Regions from separate parts of the Homo sapiens genome. Here region 2 is linked to region 1. A link is a contact called in ENCODE Hi-C or POLR2A ChIA-PET data. All regions are on one chromosome and are shown on one strand. Each heading gives the region's core, a stretch centred on a gene start or an enhancer-like site at or near the end of the contact. The rest is flanking DNA. Distances are from core to core; before and after follow the strand shown. Region 1 holds the start of PRMT2 (protein arginine methyltransferase 2). Region 2 overlaps PCNT (pericentrin).

Region 1 (3,643 bases), core at 313-2,812:
TAAATGATGCTGATGTTTTGGGGCTAAGTATTTCCTTAGAATTGTTATGGTGCCCAATGCAGGATGTCACCTTACAGGCACTGCGTTTCCTCTGCCTCACAATCTTCACATTTAAGCATTCTACTGCCGGTGGCCACCTTCCAAGGCACAAGCCAAGCTCCATCACATCTGTGAGCTGACGCTTAGCTCTCTGTAATGCTCACATTCATTAAACACAGATTTTTAGGAAGTGGAACGGAAATTACCTGCGATTCACTTCTGGGACAGTCACCTGATGTTGCCATAGTTCTCTTAGGCTCTGCCTCATAACTGCTGATTTATTTCATTTTCTTTTCCATTTCTACTTTTAAAAAGAGAAGGAGACACAAAGTACTTGTTACATTGCTTAATAATTGAGTTCACTTAACTTCTAATGTGCATGATGTCCTCTACCAAATAGAAGTAAAATGTGTATGTGTGAAGATTAGTGTAGAAATGAAAATTTACAATACTTTACAGAGACAAAAGCATTTAAAAATCATAAACTTCAAATAGTGTGTTTTCTTCACTAGTCTGCAAGGTGTTAATCTTGTTCATTTGCTGAAGCCTGTTAGTTTCTGTTAGATCAGGTGTCGACTTAAGGCAATAAATCAGTATTCATTAATTTCTTAGAAGTGTGATAGCTTTAATTCCAATTAAAAGTCCCTACCTGGGACCTTACAGTGTTTCCACTAACAGGAACCAAGGTCTGCATCTTCCAGTCTTTTCCTTCTTCTCAATTCGTATTTTTCCAGTGATAGTGTAATCCACACACTGCTCTGGGATCAATGTGTTTTTAAAATTGCATAGCAATTCTTTGTTTAAAATGCATGCTTCACTTCTAAATCCAGACTTGAAGCTTATTTTTGTGATATTCGTAGTTACAAATGCTTACTGATTTGCATAATTATATTTTCATTGGAAGACCTGGGTCCAAACTGGGACGGGGTCGGAGTGGAGGCCGCAGTGCGCGCAGGACCCTGCCCTCCTAAGATGCCCTCGGGAGGAACAGGATCATGGAGGGTTGGAACAGGTGGCCAGTGAAGGGGGGTGAGAAGGGGGCAGGAAGCGAGAGGGCCACGCGTGGACGCAGGGGCACGAGAGGGTCAGGCTGGGACAGCGCCGCGAGCTTCGGGGCAGGGGCCGCCAGGCAGGTGGGCGTGGCCGCGAAGGGCGTGACAGAGATGGTGGTGGGGTGGGCGTGGCCGTAGAAGGCGCTGGACGGCGGGAGTGGCCGGGAAGGGGTGCGGCACGCAGGGAAGGGTGTGACGGGGACCGAGCTCCCGTTTGGACGCCAGGGAAAGTGGCTGAGATCGCGAAGGCGCTCGGAGGTCCCAAAAGGGGGCGGAGGCCTCTGTCCGCCAGCGACGCACACGCAGTGCGAGGACGCCTCACCTGGCCTGTCCTTCCTTACGTGCAGTCCAGCCATCTGAGCTGCCCATCAGGACACCTACCTCAATCGCGTTTCTCCGCTGAGTTCCGCGTCCACACCGCCAGCGCGGAGGGGTGGACGGTCCTTTCCAGGAGCCTGAGCCACCGCCCTCAACCCGCGCAAGCGCAGTGCACGCAGGCCGTCAGCCGGGAAGGCCCCGCCCAGGGCCCGGCGCCCCGCGCAGGCGCAGTCCTAAGACGTCCCCCATTCCAGGGAAGCCAAGCCACCGCCCTCGACTTGCGCCGGCGCGTCGCTCACAGATCGTCTGCAGCTGGGGCTGCGCCCCGCGCAGGCGCACTTCACATCTGCGCGTCCCGCGGTCTTGCGAGGCGAGGCCAGGTTCTCCATGTGTGGAGCTCGTCCCCAATCGCCCAGCCCAGCCGCGGGGTTGGGGGGCTCGGCTTGGGGTCCGACCCAGAGGGGCGCGGGGCAGGAGTCCGACCTGGGGCGGGGGGCGGGTTTGGGCCATTCACGGCTTGGGAAGCGACAACCCCTACGAGCCACAAAATGGCTGGGGCTTGGGGGACCCCCCACCTCCTCTGTCTTCCCGCAAATAATTCAGTTAACTTTCCCATCCGCGCTGCGCAGTGTGCGCCCTCTGCCTTTCTTCTGGATAAGTGGAAGCAGAATGATGACGTTTCTGTTGTGGGGAGAGGAAGTTTGGGGTTAAGGAGAAATGGGTGGCGCTAATGCCTGTAAAACATAAAATTCGAAGCCCCCCCTCCCCCGCAGCCGTCTGACTGGACTCCCTCCTTTACCAGGGGACCCTGAAGTTCAACCTGAGAGACTATTCTGGCCTCGAAGGGAAGTAAGAGTTGGACATGCCTTTTTACACTCCTCCAGCATTAACATCAAGGCAGACCTTAAGTCTGATTTAAAAAAAAAAATGTGGAAGGAAAATAAATTTGGGGGCCGCAAAATCATTAAGCTTAAAAGGAAAAGTCAAGTTGGGAACTGCTTAGGGCAAACCTGCCTCCCATTCTGTTCAAAGTCATCTCTCAGCTCACTGAGATAAATGCGTATCTGATTGCCACCTCTGGAGAGGCTAACCAGAAACTCAAGGGAATGCAATGATTTGTCTCATATTTACCTATGACCTGGAAGCTCCCTCCTGCCTTTGCTTTGAGTTGTCCCGCCCTTCCGGACCAAACCAATGTTCATCTTACATATATTGATTGATGTCTCATGTCTCCCTAAAACGTATAAAACCAAACTGTGCTCTGACCACCTTGGGCACATGTCATCAGGGCCTCCGACGGCCGTGTCATGGGCGTGCATCCTTAAATTCAGCAAAATAAACTTCCTAAGTTGACTGAGATCTGACTCAGATATTCAAGGTTCACATTTTGGTAACCACAAAGGGATTCTGAGTAGAGGTGCCACTGACCTTTGACAAATCTGTCAGTCCTTAGTACCAGCTTGAGCTATCTTTATGGCTCAAACCAATAGGACAATTTGCTGAGGCCTGGAAGCACCCCCTCCAGAGAATCCCTGATCTACCCAGATTTAGTCAAGATCTAGTTTATTTTGCTGTACAACTCCTTTTGTGTGTTGGGCGGGGGTTGGGGGGCGGGGTGTGCTTTACTCTCTTCCAACATAAGGAAGTAGTAGTTTTTTCCTGCTTCCATGACAATGGAAGGCAGGTAACTCGTTTATGGAGTTTGAGCTCGCTTCCCACAGGAAAGATGAGGGGTTTTCTTCCTCTGCTTCTAGGGTGGTAGAGAGCAATCTTCAGCCTCAGACCCATCCCTAGGAAGTAACTGAATTGGGGTTTGTCTTGGCTATTAAGATTAACAACCAGCTGGTCTTAATTTCTCCTTACCATTAGTGTGCTCAGTAACCTTATAAATTGCCCAATCCTTCGTTTCGCTTAACTGGTTTTTTTGTTGTTGTTTCTGTTTTTTGTTCTTTTGTCTTTTTCGCATTGAGTTTGACGAACTCTATCTGACTTGATCGAAACCAAAGGAAAGTTCCAAATTATGAGAAGTGAGGCCTCTGAAGTGGCTAAGTTTCAACCCCTCCCCACCACACACACACACACAAAAGGTGATGTGGTGGGGGGAGAAAAACAGCTAGCAAAAGGAAAAAGAAAAAAAAAATTTATTTTGACTACTTAAAGGGCTTTTCTTACATAACAAGGCCACATTTTTGCTAGCCAGACCAACCAAAAAGAGTAATGTCTGTCACCCCACA
Region 2 (3,643 bases), core at 612-3,111, 270 kb after region 1:
ACTACACTGGCCAGGTGCAGAGGCTCACACCTGTAATCCCAGTGCTTTGGGGAGGCCAAGGCGGGAGGATCACTTGAGCCCATGAGTTCAAGACCAGCCTGGGAGACAAAACAATAAAAATTAGCGAGGCGTGGTGGCCCGTGCCTGTATCCCAGCTACTTGGGAGGCTGAGGTGGGAGGACTGCTTGAGCCTGGGAGGCAGAGGTTGCAGTGAGCCAGGATCGTGACACTGCACTCTAGACTTTTTTTGAGACTCCGTCTTTAAAAAAAAAAAAAAAAAAAGAAAGAAAGAAAATAAACCATACTGTGTGCAGATTTCTTTCTTTTTTTCCTGCAGCCTCAGATTCCCAGGTTCAAGCAATTTTCTCTCCTCAGCCTCCCAAGTAGCTGGAACTACAGGCCTGCACCACCATGCCTGGTTAATTTTTATTTATTATTTTTATTTTCATATATATATTTTTTGAGACGGAGTCTCGCTCTGTCGCCCAGGCTGGAGGGCAATGGCGCGATCTCAGCTCACCACAACCTCCGCCTCCCGGGTTCACACCACTCTCCTGCTTCAACCTCCAGAATAGCTGGGACTACAGGCGCCCACCACCATGCCTGTCTAATTTTTTGTATTTTTAGTAGAAACGGGGTTCCACCGTGTTAGCCAGGACGGTCTTGATCTCCTGACCTCATGATCTGCCCGCCTTAGCCTCCCAAAGTGCTGGGATTACAGGCGTGAGCCACCGCGCCCGGCCGATTTTTATTTTTAGAAGTGGACTCTTGCTATGTTCCCCAGGCTGGTCTCGAACTCCTGAGCTCAAGAGATCATCCCACTGTGGCCTCCCGAAGCCCTGGGATTACAGGCATGAGCCCCAAGCCCAGCCCGTGTGCAGATTTATAAGAGCAACTAAATGTGCTTCTGTGTCTACACAAGCCACATCCCCTGCACCAGTCCAACCTGGGATGACCCCTCCAGCTAAGCGTGGCTTCCCCTGTCAGCCCCCAGGCTCTCCATGCCCCTCCCTATGCCATCATCAGCTGGCAGGCACCCCTCACTATCCCCCCAGCTGCCTAGCGCGACACCCAGGATGAGCCCCAGCCTCCCCGACCCCCGCACCTCCCAGGCTCTGAATCGCCTCCACTTTGTGTTTCGTCCAGCTGCCAAGTAGCCTGTAGGACAGATCTGGTCGCGCCACAGACCACTCACTGCCTGCAGACCAGACCAGAACCCTGCCCTCCGGAGGCCCCAACAGGAGGGGAGGCCAACCAAAGACACCCCCCCCCGGATGCCCACCCCTGCAGCTGCCTCGCTGGCCAGGTGCACTGACACATCTGCCCCCACGAAGCTGCACTCTTTGAGCACAGACCCCACTGCACGCACAATCCAGCGGCTCCAAGTGTATCCGTAAGTGCCTGAACGCTCTGATGAAGACTCAGGGCAGAGAAGCCGGGGAGGCACCCCTGTGGGAACCACACACGTGGAGCTGCTCACCTGCACAGCCCCTCCCGCAGCACCTGTAGCTCCCCCAGCACCCCCAGAACCTCCGGCTCCCCCGGCTCCTCCAGCTCCGCCTGCCCTGCTTGATGCTCCTGCATCTTGGCAGCGTACATCTCTGAGTTCCTGCAGGGCCGCTTGGTGCTGATGCTCCAGGAGCAGGACCTTGGCACCCACCCTGTCCAGGGCTTTGGTCCTCTCTGCCTCCAGCAGGCGTCTCTGATTGCACAGGGCTGCGACCAGCTCCTTCCGTCCAGGAAACATCCAGATGTGCCACATCCCCACACAGGGCACAGAAGGTGCACACGCTCCACATGCTTCCTCTGACTAAATCAGGCCGTGGTTTGAAACACACACTTCATGTGTGATATGCAAGTTCCTCCTTTCTGAATATTCTTTCAGAACTTCATTTTCTTTAAACCAAACAAACCAAGAAAACCTAATTTTAAATCCACAGCTTGGGAACAAGTGCTATTCTCCAAAGCATCTGTTTGCCTATGATCAAAACTGGGAACGAAAGGAAACTGAAGCTGGCATCTGAGGACTGGCCTGGAGGGCAGCTCCCAGCAGCATCAGACCCCTGTCTAATTTTGTCCAGAAAGACAACATGGCTCCAGCTTCTCTCAAGAGGCACCTCCCAAGCTGGGAGCAGTGGCTCATGCCTGTAATTCCAACTACCTGGGAGGCCAAGGCAAGAGGATCTCTTGAGCCCAAGAGTTCGAGACTAGCCTGGGCAACACAGGGAGACCCTGTCTTTTAAAAAACAAAAAAGAAACAAACAAAACACATCCCCAGGACTCCCTGACATGTGGTGAAGACAAGGACAGGACACAGAGGCCTGAGACAGGCAACTGACTGCACCTTACTCAGGAGAGCAGAGGGAGCCTGAACATATTCTGCTTTCTAGGAATTCCCCCAAGATCACATGCTCAGACCACACAAAACAGACAGCCTGAAACATAACATGAAACCCTCACAGCGATTAAAGAAGGTTCCACTTTTCTCCTGTTCTTACACAGAGCTGAAGGAAAGCAAACAATAAGCCAACGCTTTGGAGCCTCACAACTGTTCCCCACAGTCAGGAAGGAGGAAGCCCTCCCGTGGCATGCTGGTATCAGGAAATCAACGTATCCACCTTATCCAAGCTGGCAATTCCCTCGTTTATAGTTTGGAACGTGTACTTCTTAAACGTCTGACAAGGTATTGATCTGCCAGAACAACCATTTCTAACTGCCTCATCAGCTCTAGCCCATGCCCCATCCACCGTGCAGCCAGGCCTATGCATCCCCTTCCTGCAGGGAGATAGGCCAGCCCCAGTGGCTCCACATGCTCAACAGAGCAGACTCATCTATTTCAAGGTGAGAAAACCTCAGAGACCTCACTGAGGGCAGAGAAAGCACAAGGTGTGTGTGATACGACAACACGTGTCCTTTCCTGAGTCACAGGCACTGCAGCTTCTGCAGTCAGGCGCCAGCCCAGGGCAAGAGGGACTTCGCCAGAAATTCTTCTTCATGATAAAAACTTGGAAGTGCCTGTCAAATGAACCATCACCGCTTTTTTTTTTTTGAGACAGAGTCTTGCTCTGTCTCCCAGGCTGGAGTGCACTGGTGCGATCTCGGATCACTGCAAGCTCCGCCTCCCGGGTTCACATCATTCTCCTGCCTCAGCCTCCCAAGTAGCTGGGACTACAGGCGTCCGCCACCACCCCCAGCTAATTTTTTTTTGGATTTTTAGTAGAGACGGGGTTTCACCGTGTTAGCCAGGATGGTCTCGATCACCTGACCTTGTGATCTGCCCGCCTTGGCCTCCCAAAGTGCTGGGATTACAGGTGTGAGCTATTTTTGTTTTTTTTTTGAGACAGGGTCTCACTCTGTTACAGCCCAGGCTGGAGTGCAGTGGCACAGTCTTAGCTCACCCTGCAGCCTCGACTTCCTGGGCTCAAGCAATCCTCCTGCTTCAGCCTCCAAAGTAGCTGAGACTACAGGTGCGTGCCCCCACGCCCGGTGAATTGTTTTTAATTTTCGTAGCCCACAGGCTGGTTTCAAACTCCTGGGCTCAAGTAATCCAACTGCCTCAGCCTCCTAAACTGCTGTGATTACAGACGTGAGCCATTGTGCCTGGCCCATCACTGCTCTTGAAATGTAGCAAAAGGGTTTTATT

Evidence for each region. Hi-C counts contacts between places; a loop is a spot of excess contacts on that map. ChIA-PET counts read pairs that join two places held with the same protein, here RNA polymerase II (POLR2A). Pooled maps may share reads with other maps.
Region 2: a pooled map shows a loop between it and region 1 (5-fold over the local background). The contact joins the enhancer-like site here to the promoter of PRMT2 in region 1. A Hi-C loop is called at or near these places in 1 of 37 single-sample maps with no recorded cell type and 6 of 50 pooled maps. POLR2A ChIA-PET finds 5 or more read pairs at or near these places in 2 of 52 experiments (OCI-LY7 and activated T-cell).

Annotation. Positions count from the first base shown.
Region 1 is chr21:46,633,593-46,637,235 of GRCh38, reverse strand. PRMT2 (protein arginine methyltransferase 2) reads right to left here and starts at 1,562. Exons shown (of 12, transcript NM_206962.4): 1 at 1,473-1,562; 2 at 689-797; 3 at 246-340. The coding sequence starts at 284. RefSeq lists silencers at 1,144-1,693, 1,804-2,023 and an enhancer at 1,794-2,464.
Region 2 is chr21:46,367,854-46,371,496 of GRCh38, reverse strand. The region is part of intron 15 of PCNT (pericentrin); the gene reads right to left. Among named protein-coding and RNA genes, the nearest start is that of PCNT, 46 kb to the right of the region's middle. RefSeq lists enhancers at 2,441-2,520, 2,981-3,110. Within about 2 kb of position 1,861, at least 6 of the 41 ENCODE cell types and tissues checked have a DNase peak (open chromatin) inside an H3K27ac peak, as active enhancers do.